2 separate regions of the Homo sapiens genome follow, and region 1 is linked to region 2. The links are chromatin loops, found by intact Hi-C in ENCODE. Cell type or tissue: PC-9. All regions are shown on one strand. Each heading gives the region's core, and the rest is flanking DNA. Links, peaks and the distances in the headings are about the cores only.

Evidence for each region. A loop is a pair of places that touch in the nucleus more often than their neighbours do. Peaks named below come from ENCODE experiments on the same cell type or tissue, not always from the same donor. Only the 100,000 strongest peaks of a DNase experiment are listed, where the experiment ranks them.
Region 1: it touches region 2 in a loop (2.3-fold over the local background); 3 of 110 quality-filtered maps call a loop at or near these places.

What each region holds. Positions count from the first base shown.
Region 1 is chr15:70,370,771-70,380,934 of GRCh38, forward strand. No RefSeq gene overlaps it. Among named protein-coding and RNA genes, the nearest start is that of LINC02205, 130 kb to the right of the region's middle. RefSeq lists enhancers at 7,210-7,711, 7,712-8,211. In PC-9, for the core only: no CTCF peak of the experiment used is centred there; a DNase peak (open chromatin) is centred at 4,531; H3K4me3 peaks cover 551 bases; H3K27ac peaks cover 1,575 bases.
Region 2 is chr15:70,266,772-70,276,935 of GRCh38, forward strand. No RefSeq gene overlaps it. Among named protein-coding and RNA genes, the nearest start is that of TLE3, 170 kb to the left of the region's middle. RefSeq lists enhancers at 1-530, 2,209-2,258, 2,246-2,924, 4,659-4,953. In PC-9, for the core only: no CTCF peak of the experiment used is centred there; a DNase peak (open chromatin) is centred at 4,810; H3K27ac peaks cover 1,836 bases.

The sequences.
Region 1 (10,164 bases), core at 3,304-5,803, 100 kb after region 2:
GCACTAAATGCCCACAAGAGAAACCAGGAAAGATCTAAAATCAACACCCTAACATCACAATTAAAAGAACTAGAGAATCAAGAGCAAACAAATTCAAAAGCTAGCAGAAGGCAAGAAATAACTAAGATCAGAGCAGAACTGAAGGAGATAGACACACACACACACACACACACACACACACACACACACACACACACCCTTAAAAAAATCAATGAATCCAGGAGCTGATTTTTTTAAAATATCAACAACAAAATAGACTGCTAGCAAGACTAATAAAGAAGAAAAGAGAGAAGAATCAGATAGACACAATAAAAAATGATAAAGGAGATATCACAGAAATGCAAACTACCATCAGAGAATACTATAAATACCTCTACACAAATAAACTAGAAAATCTAGAAGAAATGGATAAATTCCTGGACACATACACCCTCCCAAGACTAAACCAGGAAGAAGTTGAATCTCTGAATAGACCAATAGCACGTTCTGAAATTGAGGCAATAATTAATAGCCTACCAACCAAAAAAAGCCCAGGACCAGACGGATTCACAGCCGAATTCTACCAGAGGTACATAGAGGAGCTGATACCATTCCTTTTGAAACTATTCCAATCAATAGAAAAAGAGGGAATCCTCCTAACTCATTTTATGAGACCAGCATCATCCTGATAACAAAGCCTGGCAGAGACACAACAAAAAAAAGAATTTTAGACCAATATCCCTGATGAACATTGATGCAAAAATCCTCAATAAAATACTGGCAAACTGAATCCAGCAGCACATAAAAAGCTTATCCACTGCGATCAAGTTGGCTTCATCCCTGGGATGCAAGGCTGGTTTAACATACGCAAATCAATAAACATAATCCATCACATAAACAGAACCAACGACAAAAACCACATGATTATCTCAATAGATGCAGAAAAGGCCTTTGACAAAATTCAACAGCCCTTCATGCTTAAAACTCTCAATAAACTAGGTATTGATGGAACATATCTCAAAATAATAAGAGCTATATATGACAAACCTACAGCCAATATCATACTGAATGGGCAAAACTGGAAGCATTCCCTTTGAAAACTGGCACAAGAAAAGGATGCCCTCTCTCACCACTCCCATTCAACATAGTGTTGGAAGTTCTGGCCAGGGCAATCAGGCAAGAGAAAGGAATAAAGGGTATTCAATTAGAAAAAGAGGAAGTCAAATTGTCCCTGTTTGCAGATGACATGACTGTATATTTAGAAAACCCCATCGTCTCAGCCCAAAATCTCCTTAAGCTGATAACTAACTTCAGCAAAGTCTCAGGATACAAAATCAATGAGCAAAAATCATAAGCATTCCTACACACCAATAACAGACAAACAGAGAGCCAAATCATGAGTGAACTCCCATTCACAATTGCTTCAAAGAGAATAAAATACCTAGGAATCCAACTTACAAGGGATGTGAAGGACCTCTTCAAGGAGAACTACAAACCACTGCTCAACGAAATAAAAGAGGACACAAACAAATGGAAGAACATTCCATGCTCATGGATAGGAAGAATCAATATTGTGAAAATGGCCATACTGCCCAAGGTAATTTATAGATTCAGTGCTATCCCCATCAAGCTACCACTGACTTCCTTCACAGAATTGGAAAAAACTACTTTAAAGTTCATATGGAACCAAAAAAGAACCCACATAGCCAAGACAATCCTAAGCCAAAAGAACAAAGCTGGAGGCATCACGTTACCTGACTTCAAACTATACTACAAGGCTACAGTAACCAAAACAGCATGCTACTGGTACCAAAACAGATAGCCTCAGAAATAACACCACACATCTACAACCATCTGATCTTTGATGAACCTGACAAAAACAAGCAATGGGGAAAGGATTCCCTATTTAATAAATGGTGCTGGGAAAACTGGCTAGCCCTATGTAGAAAGCTGAAACTGGATCCCTTCCTTACACCTTATACAAAAATTAATTCAAGATGGATTAAAGACTTAAATGTAAGACCTAAAACCATAAAAACCCTAGAAGAAAACCCAGGCAATACCATTCAGGCCATACGCATGGGTAAAGACTTCATGACTAAAACACAAAAAGCAATGGCAACAAAAGCCAAAATGGACAAATGTGATCTAATTAAACTAAAGAGCTTCTGCACAGCAAAAGAAACTATCATCAGAGTGAACAGGCAACCTACAGAATGGGAGAAAATTTTTGCAATCTACCCATCTGACAAAGGGCTAATATCCAGAATCTACATAGAACTTAAACAAATTTACAAGAAAAAAAACAAACAACCCCATCAAAAAGTGAGCAAGGGATATGAACAGACAGTTCTCAAAATAAGACATTTACGCAGCCAACAGACACATGAAAAAATGCTCATCATCACTGGTCATCATAGAAATGCAAATCAAAACCAGAATGAGATACCATCACCAGTTAGAACGGCGATCATTAAAAAGTCAGGAAACAACAGATTCTGGAGAGGATGTGGAGAAATAGGAACACTTTTACACTGTTGGTGGGAGTGTAAATTAGTTCAGCCATTGTGGAAGACAGTGTGGCGATTCCTCAAGGATCTAGAACCAGAAATACCATTTGACTCAGTGATCCCATTACTGGGTATATACCCAAAGGATTATAAATCACGCTACTATAAAGACACATGCACCTGTATGTTCACTGTGGCACTCCTCACAATAGCAAAAACTTGGAACCAACCCAAATGTCCATCAGTGATAGACTGGATTAAGAAAATGTGGCACATATACACCATGGAATAGTATGCAGCCATAAAAAAGGATGAGTTCATGTCCTTTGCAGGGACATGGATGAAGCTGGAAACCGTCATTCTCAGCAAACTATCACAAGGACAGAAAACCAAACACTGCATGCCCTCACGCATAGGTGGGAGTTGAGCAATGAGAACACATGGACACAGGGCAGGGAACATCACACACTGGGGCCTATCGGTTGGTGGGGAGAGCTGGGGGAGGTGTAGTATTAGGAGAAATACCTAATGTAAATGTCAAGTTGATGCGTGCAGCAAACCAACATGGCACATGTATACCTATGGAACAATCCTGCACGTTGTGCGCATGCACCCTAGTACTTAAAGCATAATTTTAAAAAAGCAAAAGAAGAAAGGAGACCCTATCTAGTCATATGCTGTCCACCAATTAGAGTCAGTCCCACGGACCACTGATTTCTTATGTGCTCTTCTTTCTGTTCAGAACCCATCTGCAGAGCCTCTGGAGCCTTGAAGGCAGTGGCCGGCAGTTCCCACCACAGCCCTCTCTCCTGTCTCCTCCCGGATTCTCTTTGCTTTTAACATTTCTGTTCCCTCTCCGAATTCCCTGCTCTGTTATCTGCCCCCCACCTCTCCATCCCCTCCACCACCTTGAGGTCTCTCCCCAGAACTTTCTCTCTCTTAGCAGTGGAAGCTGAGCACAGGGGAACCCTGGTCTGCAGGAGCTGAACTGGCCTTGGCACCCACACCTGCCTGGGGACAGCCAGGAGGAGCTCCACCCACTGCTAGCCAAGCTGTCCCTCATGACCATCATGGGGCAAGGGCTGGCCACCTATGGAGTCAGCCAAGTGGGTTTCTTGTGCCTCTAGGAACATCCAGTAAAATCTCTTGGTTCCCAAATTAAAGAAGCCACCATTTCGTGAGTGCTTCCTATGGGCCAGGCTCTGGGCTCAGCCCCTAGAAGCATTACCTATTTTAATGCTCCAACAACAGCAGGCACAGTTATTGTAACTTAATTCCCCGGAGAGCACACAGAGCATGAGGGGACTTCTCAAGGTCCCAGAATAGGAGAAAGGCAAGGCCAGGCTTAGACCCCCCGACATGCCTGCTGTTGGCCCCTGTCTCTGCTGCCTCCCCCATACTCTGTCCCTAGACTTTCCTCCATGAAAACTGCTTTTCAATTTAATTTTTGTTTAACTTTTATTTTATTGGGCAACACTTTATCCTATAAAATAGACTGAGTGTTCCCTACACGAGAACTGCTTTTGTCCTCGAGTGGAGTCCAATGAAACCCACTGAATTTGTCACTGATAACAGCTGAAGGTGTGCCCTTCCCAGGGCCGTTCGCGTGTCCTATACTATATTCTTCTAGGCCCAGACAATACATCTGTGATGGCAGAATTTCAAACAGACAGGGAGTGGAGCAGATCACTTTGATTTGGGAATGGGGCAGCCCAGAGGTCCCGCAACACCCCCTCCAGGAGGCTGCCTCCTCTGCTGTCTCATAAAGCTGCCCCATCCGCCCGCCACAGTGAAGCAATCAGACCCTCTGTTCCCTTGTTCACTGCTCACCTAGCTTGGCTCCGAGACCAGTGTTGTAGACCTATTAATTATCAGGATAATTACGGACGGGGAAATCCAGACACAGATACAATCAGTGCCCTCCTCCACCTCCCCGCACACGCCCCTCCCGGTCTCCCTGACATCCTGGTGTGCACTGTGTTCCCCTGCCATCTCCACGCTGCGGCTCCTACTAGACCCACCCCTGCCGGTGCCAAAATGCCCAAAGGAAGGCTGAGTCATGCTCTGGCCTGCCCAGCCGCAATAGTCATGCTGCAACTCCCACGGAAAACCTCCTTTCACCCACTCCAGAGGTCTGAGACACCCTAATGGGCCAAGTCCTTTCCCCTCACCCATAGAGCTCAAACTGCCTCTCACCTTGCCCCCTTCCAACTCAGGCTGTAGAAAACACTGGATAAAGTAAGGCTTACTAACCAAGCATCCCTGCACCTAAAAATGGACCGCTTAATTTCAGGACCCCCTGAAATTGTCAGCAAAAGTTTCTCTGTGCACATCTGTACATTTAGCTGGGAAGACTCCACAGCTTATATCAGATCGTCACAGAGTCCCAAGCCCCAATGGGGTAAGAATCTCTGAATCTAACATGTCACAGAGACCACCCCCTATAACACTTTACCAAGAACTTAATCCTCCATGAGCTCGCCTAATGCCTGCTCCTCTGTGGACAGGCAAGCCATCACTTGGGTTGGGAGCACCAGCCTGCAGCCAGACTACCTGGGTTTTTCATCCCAATACTGCCACTTTCTAGCTATGTCACCTCGGTTTCCCTGTCAGAAAAAAATGAGACCACATGGCATCTTGGTTTCCTCCTTGGATCACTACAGGGAGTGGCAGCAGCCTGGCTGCTCCAATTGGAACTTAAAAATCACTAGGGATCATGCAGGTCATAAACAAAAGGAAGAAGCACTACTATGGACTCAGGCTGCAGTTACAGTCAACAACCCTCCCTCCACCAAGATCAGCACAGAGAGTCTCTCCCCAACATCCTCATATCACAGCACGCTCCAGGACTGGGGAATCCCTGAGGATGGCTCAGGGCAGCCCAGCCTCCTTTCTGAAAACAGGATTCAGAGCTCATAGAAGCCTCCCTGCCCTGGGAGTCTCAAGAGAGCACTTAAGCACAGACACCTGGTTTAGCTTGGTAGGCACCCCTAGCCTGCGGAGCTTACCCCCGCCGCACACATCTGGAGAGTCAACCATTACAAAGAGAAATAGCAGGACTGGTCCTGCCCCTCCGGGATGGTGCCGCCAGTCTAGAGTAAAATGCCAAGCACGGGCTCAAGACTCCTGCTGAGGCCAATGGTAAGCCAGGCTGCTTCAGGAAGGGAGGGAGGAGAAGGGAGGGAAGAAGAGAGGGAAGAGGAAGGAGGGAGAAAGGGATGGAAGAGGGAAGAGAATCAGAGAGGGAGGGGAGGAGGAAGAGAGAGAAGGCGGGAGGAAGGAAGAGAGGGAGGGGAGGAGGAAGAGAGAGAAGGCGGGAGGAAGGAAGAGAGGGAGGGGGAGGTAGAAGGGAGGAGAGGGAGGGAAGGAAGGAGGCTCTCCAAGCCTCTTCAAGCCTCTCCATCCCTCCCTCTTCAAGGCAAAATATACTTTCTCTAAAAAAAAAAAAAAAAAAAACAACAAAAAAAACCCCCCTTCATCCTTTTCCTTTCTGAACAAGAGCTTTGTAACACTAGATGGTTGATCCGAAAATAACTATTTAGCCCTTAGACAGAGGTGTTTTTTAACAGGAGAAGCTGAGATATTTTGAAAGCCACCCCTGAGGCGAGAAAGTTGTGCAGAAGGCACTAATTGTCAACGCTCCCCAAGGACAGCCTGCCTGTTCCAAGGCAGGAGGAAAGGGCCGAGCTGTCAGCGCCCGATTCCTGGGGGAGTCTGCCTCGCCCGCGCTCAGCCAGCCAGGCCAGCTTCCTGCCCGGCATGGAGGAGATAAAACACAGGAACACAGACGATCTTACATAACCGAAGCGGGACTGAACATTTTCAGCAAATTACCTCTGTTATGAGCTCTGCCATAAAATCGCCTCACAAGTGAATTTAGTTTTTCTTCCCTCCGTGCCCAATCAATTAGCACATGAGTAATACCAAGCCCATTAGGACAAACTGATGCCGGGGGAGTTATGTCATCTGCTATAGAAATGATTGCTTAATATACCAGTTGGCTCCGAGGAGCTCTTAGCCACACACAATCTTGCCATAATCGATAGCAACAGTCAAACAACGCTGTTTCCAACGAGAACACTGCTGGGCAGAGCCTGAGCCAGAGCCAGTGTCGGGGACACAGAAGCTGAGTGGGCCCCAAATACCAGCTCCCTCCCTCCACCTTCCTCCTCCAACCTCCCCTCCCTGCTGCTGCCCTTCAAAGCCAACAGGAGAAGCCTGATGGTGGCTCAGAGAAATAGAACCCCGGACAGGTGGGGTGGGGGCAGCGACGGTGAGAGGGAGTGTCACTGTGGGGGCAGGGGAGTGTGCAGAGAAAGCCTGGAAGACAGGGCTTGCCAGAGCCTGGGAGTTGTGGGAATTCCTATCCAAGAGAAAAAGGAAAGGCATGGAACTCTTTCTGCCTCCATATTTCCTAGCAACTGCAGAATGGGCTTTCAAAAGGAATATTGAAAGATGTGTGAGATTAAACCCTCCGTGGAGCTGAGCATATGTGCATGCTCAAGGCATGTGTATGTGTGCACGTGTGTGGGCACATTCACACATATAAGCATAAACAAGGACAGGTGCCCACACCTACAAGTATATGTTTACATGTATGCATGTACAGTTGGTGGGGTCAGCATGGAGGGCTCTGTGTGTGTGTGTGTGTGTGTGTGTGTGTGTGTGTGTGTGTGTGTGTGTAGCTACTGGAGTACTGCATACATGTGTGCATATGAGTATACATTTGTGTGCAGGTATGTGCATGTGTTCCTATTATCCTAGAATGCAGCCGTCCTGCAAGATTAGCCGGCCTCCCCTATCACGTTGTTCAATCACAATTCTGGGCTGCAGAAACCAAAGGTAAAAGCTAAAAGCCTTTTCCCCAAGATGATAGGGAAGAGAGACAGCGAACTGCAGCTGGCAGCCACCTGAGCGTGGCATCATGGAAAAGTACCAGCTTGGTTTTGGAGCTAGATCGCCCTTGGATCTGGGCCCTGCCCTGCCATCTAGAAGGGCAAGTTCTTTAATTTCCCTGGGCCGCAGTTGCCTCATCTGTAAAACAGAGATGTCAGCGTGACCCCAAGAAGGCTAGGCTAAGGGTTGGTGCGCAGAAAGCACTTAGCAGAGCCTGCCAGAGGAAGCATGCACTCAACTCAGCTATTGTGATTCACTGCTGTGCTCCTGCCATCTCCTTGGTTGCCCAGACAAGGACCCAGATCTCCAGCCCCTCCCTGCTCCAGGCGAGGCTGAGGGAGCCACTCCATTTCCCTCCTAGCACCTCAGAGAAGAGTTGCCATATCCCAGAGTGTGAGCACATCTCACTAGCAGTGTTTGCAGCCTTAGTCTCCACCCATCTCCTCTGGGCAGGCCCCTCGCCCCCTGGCTAGCTGGATGTCTCGCTGGCAAAGTAATTCTTGGCCTCCATAGTCAGGCAGAGCTGCTTTCAACTAGCTACAAGCCCATGGGCCGGGGGCAGAGAGGGTGAGGGCCCAGCTTACATGGGTGAACCCAGGAGTCTGGCATCTCACACACAGCAAAAGAGACACTGGCCTTGCAAACCTTAAATCCTTTACAGATGAGGAAACAAGTTCCCAAGGTCAGCCAGTGAGTTAGAGCCAGGGCCCGCATCAGACCCAGAGATGTGGGTGTGGAAGTGGGATTTTGTTCCCATGTCAGTGGCAGGGTTGGGGGTAGGGGAGGCTGGACCACAAAGCATGCTGGGAGGGAAAATGGACCTGTGGCTATGAGGAGGGGCAAATTAATAACTGGGTATTGTGGGGAGCAGAGGAATGGGTGCAGAAATGAGTGTCCAGTCCTCTGAAATGTTCCATGTTTAGAAGCAAGTTGAGTGCCCTCTTTTCCTCCCTAGCCTCATTTTACCCATTCATAAAATGGAAGAATGGACTCTCTAAGCCTACTCTCTCTCCCATGTTTGATGCTCTGGGACTGGGCTGTCGGGTCCCTGGGACATGGTTGCATGAGCTATAATCTTGCTAGCAGCCGTGGATGGAGAGGTGGGAGTGGAGAGATTCTGGGGTGGTGCAGCTGTGCTCCTGCCCTCCGCTCCTGTTGTAGTGTGGAAAAAAGTATTCTTCCTACTTTCCGAATCACACACAGGCAACTGTAGAGAGGCAACTTGGTAGGGAGACAGGACGTATCCTCCAGCCCCTTCCCTCACTGACGGTGCAGCCGCGGGTGTTGTGTGGTCCCTCTACCCCTCTGCCCATCTTAGAGGGCATTAAGGGTCGCACCTACACCAGGGTGGTTAGGAAGATTCAGAGAGGTTGTTGCATCAAGGGCCTTTTAAGTACCGGTCTACATGGCACAGACACAGCAGTGAACCAACAAAACAAACATCTCTGCCCTCTTGGAACTGACATTGGAAATTAGACATAGTGACAAATTAAATAAAAAAATAGAAAGAATATCAGGGGTGGTAAGTGTCACAGATAAAAATCAAACAGGGAAAGGGGGAGTGCAGGAGGGGGCACAGGGAAGGCATGGGTGCAGTTCAGTGAACAAGGCTGCAAGAAAAGAGATCTGTTTCTGCGCCTCGATTTCCTCATCTGTAATGTGGGCACAATACCACCCACCTTATCTATCTCCCAGGTTCCTTCTAGGGAATAATTATGGTCTAAGGGGCTTTATGGAGTTTAAAGTCTAGGGGGTGAAAGAGGACCTGGGGGGCACTGGCATGAAATGGGCAAAGATCATGTTAACGATTGTTAGTCTGGGTCAGGACCATGGCTCAGGGCAGCGACGTCCCCAAACTGACCCAGGCCCTGTTACTATTGAGCCAGGCCATCCTGGGCCTCCTTGTTGGGCCCTGTCCCTCCACTCTCCTCCAAGCCTCAGGAAGCACATGGCTTCCCGGCTCAGAGCCCTCTCAGCCCCAGGCACCCCATCTGACACTGACTCCCCACAACACCCCTCTAGCAGACAGAGCTGGGGGGACTTGGGTCCTGGAGCCTGCTGGGCTCTCCGGCCCTGTGACTCCTGGGGAGCCATCTCCTCCTCAGGGCCTCTTCTTTCTCAGCTATAAGACAGGAGTCCCTGTGCGGGTGGAACAGATGATGTGTGTCAGGCACCTCATCCCACACATGCTGGCAGATATCGGGTGTCCAAGGTTCCCCTCCTCATGTGTATACACAACTTCTTCTCTCAGGAAGTGGCGAAGAATAAATGAGATGCAATCATTAGTTAACTCAAGCATTTACTAGGTGTCAACCACCTGAATACCTTTCATTTGTATTTCATTTAACCCTAAAAACAATCCCACCATGGTGTAGGCACACTCACAGTTCTGCAGGTGCCATGAAGTCACTGAACTCTTGGAGCTTCTGTTTCCTTATCTCTAGACCCCTGAGAGGGCGAGACCTTTCCCAGGCCACACAGGAAGTAGGGGCCCAGGGTGCCTATCTCCAGGGCCCTGAGAGTGACCACTCTGCAGTTCCTCCTCAAGATTGTGAATGTGGAGAATGCCTTGTGGACTGGGAAGTATTCAGTGAATGGCAGTTACCACCCAGCTTCATCTGCATCCAGAGAAAGGAAGGCAAGGAAGCTGGGTGGTGCCTTGGATGAGAGCCACAAGCTAGGTTCCCCTCCTGGTCCCCAGACAAAATGAAATTCCTCTGATGAAGAGCAGCTCATAGTCACCTCCAGAAGAGCTGTGGAAATACTTTGGTCTCCAGCT
Region 2 (10,164 bases), core at 3,507-6,006:
TGTTTCCCACTTCCTCACCTCCCACCTCCCTCAGTCTGGCTGCGGCCCCCTCCAGGCCGCTGAGGCTGGCCTCTGACAGCTGCCTCTGACCTCCTTGTTGCCAAATCTAGCGGACGCCCTTCCTCCCCCATCGCACGTGGGCTATGGACCCGGCCTGGCACTGCCGACACTTCCTCCTCCTTGACACACTTTCTGGCCTCAGCTGCTGGACACCCAGGCGTCACCGCTCTCCTCCCTGATTGTGGGCAGCTCAGCTTCCTCCTAGACGTGGGTGTTGCTTAGAGGGCTGTTCTGGACTCCCTCCTCTCTCACTCCACACCCTCCCTTTTGTTTTCACATCTTCACAGTGCCTTCTCTAAGATAATGACCCCCACATCATCAGCAGCAGCCTGGACATATTCCTTTGTGGTGGGACAAAGGCAGGCCCAGCCAGGGCCCTTCGGCTCACTCTTCCCAAATGGCTTCTGGGTCAGCCCGGAGCCCAACTGGGATGAAAGGCCCCTGAGGTCAAAAGTCATATTCTCTTCCCTTCTGTATCCTCAAAGGGCCCAGAAAAGTGCTAGGCAAAGCTTTAGGCCCCTGCTCTGTTGAAAAAAGAGGTTCAATCCAAATAAAAACCAATTGCAATGTCAGAGACTTACCAGAGGCTAGGGTAAGTGTCCCCTTGGACAAGCCATGGTCCCCCAGGCACCTCACTCTGATCCGCTTCTGCCACAGCTATAATTCTGAAGCAAACCCACATGCCACTCGCTGCATAAACCCCTCCATGGCTCCCCACTGCCTGTCCCCTCTGCCTGGGCTCTCCTGACAACCTGGCCCACTCTCCAGCCTCATCTCCCATGGCTCCTCTCCAGCCTCATCTCCCATGGCTCCTCTTTGAGCATCTTCTTTGTGCCCCAGAATGTGTGCTGTTTCCTAGACACACCCAATACTTTTTGGCCCTCTCTTTTATCTCCTGACAAACTTCTAACTATCCTTCAAGGCTTTCTCTAAAATGTCTCCTCCAGATAGCCTTCCTTGATTCCTCCAGCACACAGTGGTCTCTCTCTCCCCAGCACACTCTAAGAAGTCCATGCCCAACTAAGAGCAGGTGATGTTTGCCACCTTGAATGATAATGATCTGTCTCCCTGCTCTCCCCCATGGAGAGCTCTCTGAAAACAGGCCCATGTCTTCTTTGTGCCCCCATCACTCAGTACCTGTCTTGGTTTGTCTTGGGTGAGTGGATGACGAGAATGAATGAATGAAGGGCCAGAGAGCACAGTGGTTGGGAGAGCAGGCTCTGGAGTCTGACAGACATGTGTCCAAACAGAAGCTCTGCAACGAACTGTGTACATGACTTAGGGTGAGTCATTTGCCCAAAATGGGCGTCAGTATCCTCGTCAATGCTCTGGAAGTACTCGTAGTCACTCCTCCATAAAGCTACTGCAAGAACTCAGTAGAAGCATGCATGTAAGATGGCTTTGCACAGAGTGGGCACCCGGCAAGCATTCCACAAACACAGGCTCTTGGGGTTGTCATTAATCATTGTAGATATTCCCATTAAGAGGACGGGCAAGTGGAGGGTCCAAGGACATCTGGGGAGCTCGTCCATGGGAGATGCATGCCTCCTTATCTCAGCTCACTTCTTTCACTTCCCAAGCTCATCGGGCCATGTGCACCTGGGGTGACCTCAGCTCAGTTCATCAAAACCTGAACAAGTGCTCTCAGGGGCCAAGAGCACCACTCTCCTTGTCCTGAGACCCCAACCCTCTTTCCTTAGCATTTCTCTCTCTGCCCCAAGCCTGTATGAAGCAAAGATGGCTTTATAGTGCCTTGTAAGTCCTACAAAGGGAGCAGCAGGGGCTTCTCAGAGCTACCACCTCCTCGATCAATATCTCTTCTTCCACCCTCGAGGGCTCAATAGGACTCATTCAGCAAACTCTGGAGGGCCGACATCACCTGGACAGTGTCACTCGTGGGCCTGCTGTTTATTTTCCTCCCACTTTCTCTTGGTGCCTCCAGCTCTCACCGCTAACCTGCACCCCCATCCCCAGGTGGCAGCCAGTGTGACTGCTGGCCTCCCTGCAGCCGTGACCTCGGCAGGCATGAGGAGGAGGGCGGGCTGGGGCTCTGCCACCCTTCAGCTGGCTAATGTGGAGGTCTTAATGAATATGAATCGCCTCCTTCTCCACGGAGCTGGCCCCATCAGATTCCTTCACACCTCGCCGAGCCCAGAAAGGTTACTCAGAATTAAATGTAAATCACATATTTACTGGTATGAATCAGATCATAGTGTCACTTTCTCACAACAGAGAATTTAATCACACTGCAGCCCCGAGGGCTTCTGCTCTCCTGGGGCCGTCCCCACCCCGTCGCCCTTGTGGGCCGCACCTGGGAAAGAAGCTGACTGCCCTCCCATGTCGGGGTGTGCATGGGGGTGTTCCCAGAGGCTGTGAAAGGACAGTGGCCACAGCGGGAGACCTGACGCTGGTGTTCCCAGTCCTTTGGTACCCAAGTCACGGCTGCCTTCTAATATCATGTCAATCTGAAGCTGTCACGATGGGCTAGGCAGTGCTTCACATGCTGTGGACACTTAATAACTGTTGAGTACAGGAACGTCTCTCCTAAAAGGCTGCTGGCAGTCACCTCTCCTTCCTAGGCTCACTTGTGTTTCAGAAGCCAAGGGGGAAAGGAGAGAGATGCATGAAAGGTTTCACCCATGTTGCTCTGTGTTCAGAGGCGGCGGAGTGGAAGGAGAACTGGCTTTGGAGCCAGGAGGCCCAGCTCAGAGCCTGGCTTTGCCACTAGCTCTGCCAAAGGACGGCGGGCAATTCACGGTAACGGCAGCTTCTTTGTCTATAAAGCAGAGACACGATGCAGGTCCCACCAGCTCCACTGACAAGTTGCATGTGGAAGCATTTGCCTGCAGTAAAGTGCTTTGCAAATGTCAGGAGCAATGACCATGAGCCCAGTACAAAGGTCACTGGACAATAAATAAAGGGGGCCAGATCTCAGCCTCTGATTCTCCTGCCTAATGGCTACATGGTCCTTAGGGTGAAGGACCATGCAGCCATTTGAAAACAGGCTCATGTCTTCCCTGTGCCCCCATCTCCAGGGCGTGCACTGTCTGCTCAGTATCTGTCTTGATTTGTCTTGGATGAGTGGGGGATGAGAATGAATGAATGACAGGCTGGAGAGCAGAGTGGTTAGGAGAGACAGACATGGGCCCAAACTGAAGTTCTGCCACTAACTGCATGCATGACCTGGAGTGAGTCAGCTCTCCTGCGCTTCAGGTTCACATTAGCAAACAGAAGTAATGAGGTCTTTTTTTGATGGAGAAAGGCTCAAATGAATGCCACAGAGACAGATCTCTGTACAGACTATAAGGTGCGGCACGCAGCTAGGGAGTTGTGCATGGCTCACTTCCCTCAGCCATGGCAGGATGCCAAGGACCTCTGCTTTCCTCAGGATGTCACAGTCCCTTCCCTTCCCAAGCCCATTTCTTTGGGGGCCAGTCTCCAGGCTAATGGCTGTGCATTTGGAGAGCTCTTTACAGTTTGCAAAGCATTGTGCACGGCAGGAGCATGCGGTGGACTTAGGAGGACACACTGTGGTGTTGGAGCTCCTTGGTGGCTTCCAGCTCTTCAGGTAGAAGCTTGCTGGGGATGTTGGTGCCCACTGGTAATCCACAAACTGAACGTGCTTCTCCAGCAGACATTGTCTCGGAGTGCCCTCCCCAGAGCTGAATGGCCTGGTTGGGCTTTCTTGACTGGAGAATTTCCTAACTGGGTAACTATTTTCCGGAAAACTGAGCCCACATTGTCTGCACAGGAAGCCAGTCTACATTGTGTGTGTCTCGTGTATGTGTGTGTGTGTATGTGTGTATGTGTGTGTGTGTGTTTAACCCAAAAAACAGATGTAATTTCTTCATGTATCAGGAAGCCTCCCTTTTCGCAAATGTTAAGGAACACAGCTCCCTTGGGCATAAAGTCAAGGAGGTTTCTTTTTATAGCAGTCTCAGTCGCAGCTCTGGCTTTGCTTATGAACTCGAGTTAGGGAAATTAGAATTAAAATTCCACCCCGACGAGAACACGGATTTGTCCTCCTGGGTCCTCCTACCCTCAGTGCCTCCACCGACACATATGAAGGCTCACAGAATGCCTTCTCCACCTACATGGCAGCGCCTACGTCAGTGACTCCTATCAAGGGTGGGCCCTACTGCAAAAGAGGTATGACAATGGGCACATGGCCATGGACTCCCCTAATCTTCTTGTGTACCCATTACAGAGAAGCAGTGGCCCATGACAATGGTGAAATGGCCTGTGAAAGGCTGAGCTCAGGTGCTAGCTTGGGGACCACCCCCTGTGGGACTGGAGGACTGTCTTTAGCATGTTGTCTATGCACCTAACCAACAGGCAATAAATGGTGCTGTCTTCCTACTGCTGGAATCCATGGGTCTGGGAAGCCAGGGCTGAACGTCCATTCCCTGTTGCCATCACTCCTAGTGACCCTCTAGCAGGATTTACACTTGCCACAAACCTTAGGCTCTGTGAGGTTAGGGGTCATGGTCCACAGACAGCCAATGTTTCTGTTGTGGGGCTAGTATTTCCTGCAGGTGACACTGTAAAGGTCCCACTGGATTTGAAGCTGTGACAGCTACCTGTCACTTTAGTTTTCTAGTGGACTAGCAGTGATGAAAGGAGTTACCATCCTGGCAGGATAATTCACCAGATTATTGTGAGGGCCAAGTCCTGTTGCTTTTCACAGCAGGGATTCTCTGCGAGTCTCTTGGTGTTCTTTTGCCTGATGAAAGGGACTTGTGAGTCAGCAATTGCAGCAACAACAGCTCAATAAGAACAGGACAAGCCAAGGGCTCAGACCTCTTCGGGATGAAGGTCTGAGTCATCCTGCTCAGTAAGCAGCACAGAGCAGACAAATTGCCGGTTGAGGGTGAGGGACATGGAGACTGGGGAATGGAGGGGAGATCTGATGAGTACCCATAAGGGCCTCAGGACAGGTGCAGGCACTGTGTCTTGTTTTATTAACCTCTTGCCTTAGGTCATCTCAGAGATCCCAAGGAAACTCTGTAGTCATTGGACTTGTACCCACTTCTTAGAGAAAGCAGGGACATTCAGTTCACACCAAACACAGAGGCCCCAGATTGTATGGGAGCTGGATGTGATGGAAGGGTAGATGCCTCTGTGGGTGGTACAGGGTGACACAGAGACACTTCTTACACCATCCTCAAAGCCTCTCAACCACCCATATCTCTGGGGTCTTAGACCTTTGCCCCTCACATTCCCCTGCAATGACCAACTTCATGTGACTCTGAACAACTGAATGTAGGTACAACCTCAAAGCAGTGCATCTCCTGTCTGTGCACACATCACTTCTGCTGTGGAGCTTTCCTCTTGCTGGTGACACTTGAAATGCAGCAAGACCCACTCAGCAGGCACACATGTGCAACCAGGAGACCTGGGGGAGTGAACACACCAGGGGCAATCCTTTGAGCCATAAGATACTGGAGCCCACGGGTAAATTCCTCTTCTCACCTCTTTCTGGATAGACTGTCTTAAGAAGTAGTTGCTACGTAGGGTCCTTTTTTTTCTTTTTTCTTTTTTTTATAGACAGAGTCTCGCTCTGTCACCTGGGCTGGAGTGCAATGGCATGATCTTGGCTCACTGCAACCTCTGCCTCCTGGGTTCAAGTGATTCTCATGCCTCAACCTCCTCAGTAGCTGGGATTACAGGCTCCGGCCACTATGCCTGGCTAATTTTTGTATTTTTAGTACAGACGGAGCTTTGCCATGTTGGCCAGGCTGGTCTTGAACTCCTGACCTCAAGTGATCTGCTCTTCTCAGCCTCCCAAAGTGCTGGGATTACAGGCATGTGCCACCGCACCTGGCCTACATAGCCTTTTGAGAGACCTTCTCATGACATCAAGCACTCAGTTGCTCTTGATGCCACTGGGTGGCTGAATTCTCCCGCATCCTTGCGTTGGCTTTTCCTGTCTCCAGTTTTGCCTATCGTTTCCCTCACTCCTGCGGCCCTCGCATCACACTGCTTAAAAGAGCAGTAGCACACAGGCCTTTACCTCAGGCCTTGCTTTGTAGAAAACTTTGGCTAAGACAAGATATTCAAGCCCCTTTAATCTTTGCCCCAAAGCAAGACAGTCAGTACCGTGATCCTCTCTCATTTTTGTCTTAGGAAAGTAAAGCGGAAAAAAGTTCAGTCCTTGATCCAGAACCAGATAACCAAGGCACAAAGACAGAGCTTGCGTCTGGCTCTGATTCCAAGCCTGGGGCTTGTTCCGGGGTGGGAGACTGCTGCCTCTGAGCAAGGTGGCATGTGAGAGGGTGCTGCAAAGGATGAGGGGAGGGGCTTAGGGGCTTACCCAGGAAGAGGGGAAGGGGGCAAAGGTTGGCTGGGGCAATGACACAGGGCCTGGTGAGTGTCATTGTGGCCAGAACAGGTTTCCTGGACAAGTAGTGGTAAGGTCAAGTCCCCAAGGTGGATTTTGAGTGCCTCTGAACAAAAGCATGGTGATGTTCAGAGGAAGTGAGTGATCCAAGCTTAAGGCTAAGAGGATGTCTCTAGAGCAGCCTCCTTTATTTCTTATCTCTTGGAGTCACAGAAGTCCCAGAGTGTGACACAGAGGAGACCTAGGCCCCATGCCTGCCAGAGTTTCCCATTCTACGCTCCTGGGAACTCTTGTGCTTCAAAGGACTTGATAAAATTGCCATGAAAAAAAAAGCCTCCTCTTAGAGGGTCTGCAGGTACTCTGTTATAGGAAAGGCCCAAAGCACACATGTTGGACAATAAATAAATAATGGTAACAAAACCCTGATTAACTTGAATCCAGCAAACTCATTAGACTCTGTACACTTTCAAAAAATTGCAACCTCCAATCCACCTCCTGGGTTCAAGCGATTCTCCTGCCTCAGCCTCCCAGCTAGCTGAGATTACAGCCGTGCGCCTCCATGCCCAGCTAATTTTTGTATTTTTAGTAGAGAGGGGGTTTTGCCATGTTGGCCAGGCTGGTCTCGAACTCCTGACCTCAAGTGATCTGCCCTCATCTGCCTCCCAAAGTGCTGAGATTACAGGCAGGAGCCACCCCACCTGGCCAAAAGCATTCTTTTCTGAATAACAAGTATTTCCATCTTTTTGCATACTGTATTCTACAGAGGAGTTATAGAATCATGTTTGGAAAAACACAGAGCTAACCCAGTCCCCTCATTTGACTGTGGAGAAAAACCACAGACCAGAGAGGTGATTCAACTTATCCAGAGACACACAGCAGGAGCTCACACACATCCTGATTCCCCAACCGGGGCTCTTTCTTCGACCTGGGAGAAATTTCCACTGCGTGATTGTTGCCAAGCTATTAATGAAAATGAGACCTAAATTAGCTTCAGAAAATGAGGTTTTAGCATTGGAAAGTTTTTGACTATTGAAATTGTGAATGCAAATGAGTCTATGTGCTAGAAATCTGTTAGCAAGTAAGAAAGAAGCTCCACAAATTCCAGCCTTTGGAACCCGTGGGGCCTTTTGGAGCCTCAGTTTACCCTTTTGTGAGGTGAGGTGGGAGGGAATAGGCCAGCCAATTACTAAGTAAGGTTCATCTCAGATGTAATGAGATTCTGCAATTTCAAAGACAAGTGTTGAATAGCAGAGAGGTCTGGGGACCAGGGGTGGGGGAACCCCCTTAAGGAGGGGGAGACCAGCTGGCCCAGCCTCTGGCCTCTGGCAGACTTCTCAGCTGCCCACTGAGGAAGGCTCTTTCCCCAGATGCAAAGTGTGCATCTCACATTAGCTTGCAAGGCAGCTCTGATTAGTAATTAAATGGTTTTTTAAAAAAAATAAAGCCATTAAAGCTAATGCCATCAAAATCAGAACCTCAGACGCTGGCTCATAATGATGAGTGTGCCTCACGACTCACAGGAGAGGACATTTACATTTTAACATGCACATTGCACAGGCATTAATATTTCCCCCACCCACCCCTCCTCCCATCATTATGGAACCTGCTGATGAATCCATTTGTTTTCCAGCTTTACTCTGATCCTAGAAAAAGCAGGTCATCCTGCAAGAAGTCAATGTGGAGGGATGAAAAGAGGCTCTGCATGAAGTCGGCTTTAGCCCTGCCATGCCTAGATGTATAACTTCGAACAAGTGACCTAATCACCTTGGCAAACCTCATTTTGCTCATCTTTTAAATGGGGATAAGAATGCCCATCTTGTGGTGCTGTGCCAAGGATTGAATGGATCAATGCATTCGTAAATGCAACTCATAGTCAATTCTTGTTAATGACTAGCCATTATTAGACCTGGTACTTGGCATACCGTAGGCACTTATCCAATATGTCCTTAATTGAGCACCTACAGTGTGGGCAGTCCTATTGCAGGACACTGCTGGGGACCAGGGAGAGGAATGTGAGGGCTTCGAGAAGATACATTCTTCCTGGAAGACCAGATGAATGAACATAGAATCACTGGGCTCATCTCAGCCAGGGGCTCAGAGGCTGGCCTGCAGTGACAGGTAGTCACAGTTACAATGCTGTGGACTGGGGAAGAAAGGTTTGCAGCCCTGGAGGGATGGGTGACATTCATAGCACCTGGTACAAACCTGGCTTCATCCTGGGTGCTTTACACACTATCACTTTTAATCCTCACAACCATCGCTATTTAACAGACAAAAAGCACTGAGTCTAGGAGAAGTCAATCAGCTTGTTCAGTACCACAGAGCTGGGAGGTGGAGGAGCCCTTGGTCAGTTGGGATCTGTGAGGTCAGCAGCCCATTGTCTTTTCATGGTATCAGGCTTCCTGCTAGATAGGAGGAGCGACAAGTATCTGTACTGCCCCTTGGCTGTCAGGGTTGCAGAGGCAGAAAGGGCAGGTTTCAGAGGCTCCTGACGACAGGCTGCGATGCAGACTTGGCCCAGGAGGTCTGAGAGGGAACAGTTGGCCTCCATGGCTCACCAGACCTCACAGTCTTGCCTCTGAGACATAGTGACTCCCTTCATCCAGCGATTCGTCCTCCACTGGAGGCAAACCTCCTTGTCAGTCCCCCTGGCAAGTTTCTGTTGGCTGTGGAACCTGGAGTCTCCAGGCCCTCCCTCGACTTTTGCGGGCAGCCACTTGGAGAAGGGAGCCAGCCTGGTGAATCTGGAACATAGTCCATTGCTGTGTGACTTTGGGTCAGTCACTTCCCCTCTCTGGGCCACCACTTCCTATTCTGTAAAATGAGAAGGTGGGATGAGACAAGCTCCAGGCCTAACTCTCTTATTCAACATGAGCCTTTGCATCTTCTGGATTTTTTTTTTTTTTTTTTTTTTTTTTTTGTAAACCAAGTACCTGCGCTTGGTGCATTTGCTCAATGAGACTTTCAACTCTCATTATTTCCCCCTAAGACTTAACTGTCCAAGGGCTAAGAAACAAAAGTTTGGGTGCCTTTTAAGAAATATATAAAATATCAGGGCCAGACAGGCCATTTTCAGACAGTCCCTGGGGCCTAGTCAGCTATTAAAGATAGAAATTATATATTCATAACACAGGATATTGCTGCTTGCTTATTTATAACTTGCTCCATTTCAAGAATATTTATTCTAGACGAGGAGGCTTGATAATTTTTTCATCTAATCTACTCCTCATAGCTCAGGGCAAAAGAAGAAAACAGCTCAATCGAAGGAGCAGCTTTCTATTACAAGCAGGTAAGGAAGGAACACACAGCTCCCTTTTCACAGGCCAGGAACCCAGCCAGGTTGCGGCTCTCAGCCCTGCTGCCCCTCAATCTGCACCAGCCCCTGGGGTGCCCCAGCCAGGACCTCACCATCCCTGGGCACAGTCCTCTCAGACAAGGCAAAACTCCACATGAGAATGGGTAAAACACATAGGCTCCAGGCCCCTCCTTTGACCCAGGAAGAGGCTGAGGCCCAGAAAAACCATATGTGCTCGCTCAAGGTCACAGGGACCAGGATACACATACACAGAGCTGGGGTGTGAACCCACTCACCCTGGTCTCAGGCTTGGAAGTCTTGAGGAGGGAAAGGGAGCTACTGAACCTACTATGAGACAGTCTCTAGACTAGGTGACACATTAAGCAAGTCAACAAGATTTTATTGAGCACCTACTGTGCTAGACAGTGTGCTGGGGATTAAGGAAGAGGGGATGGGTGCTTCAAGGAAG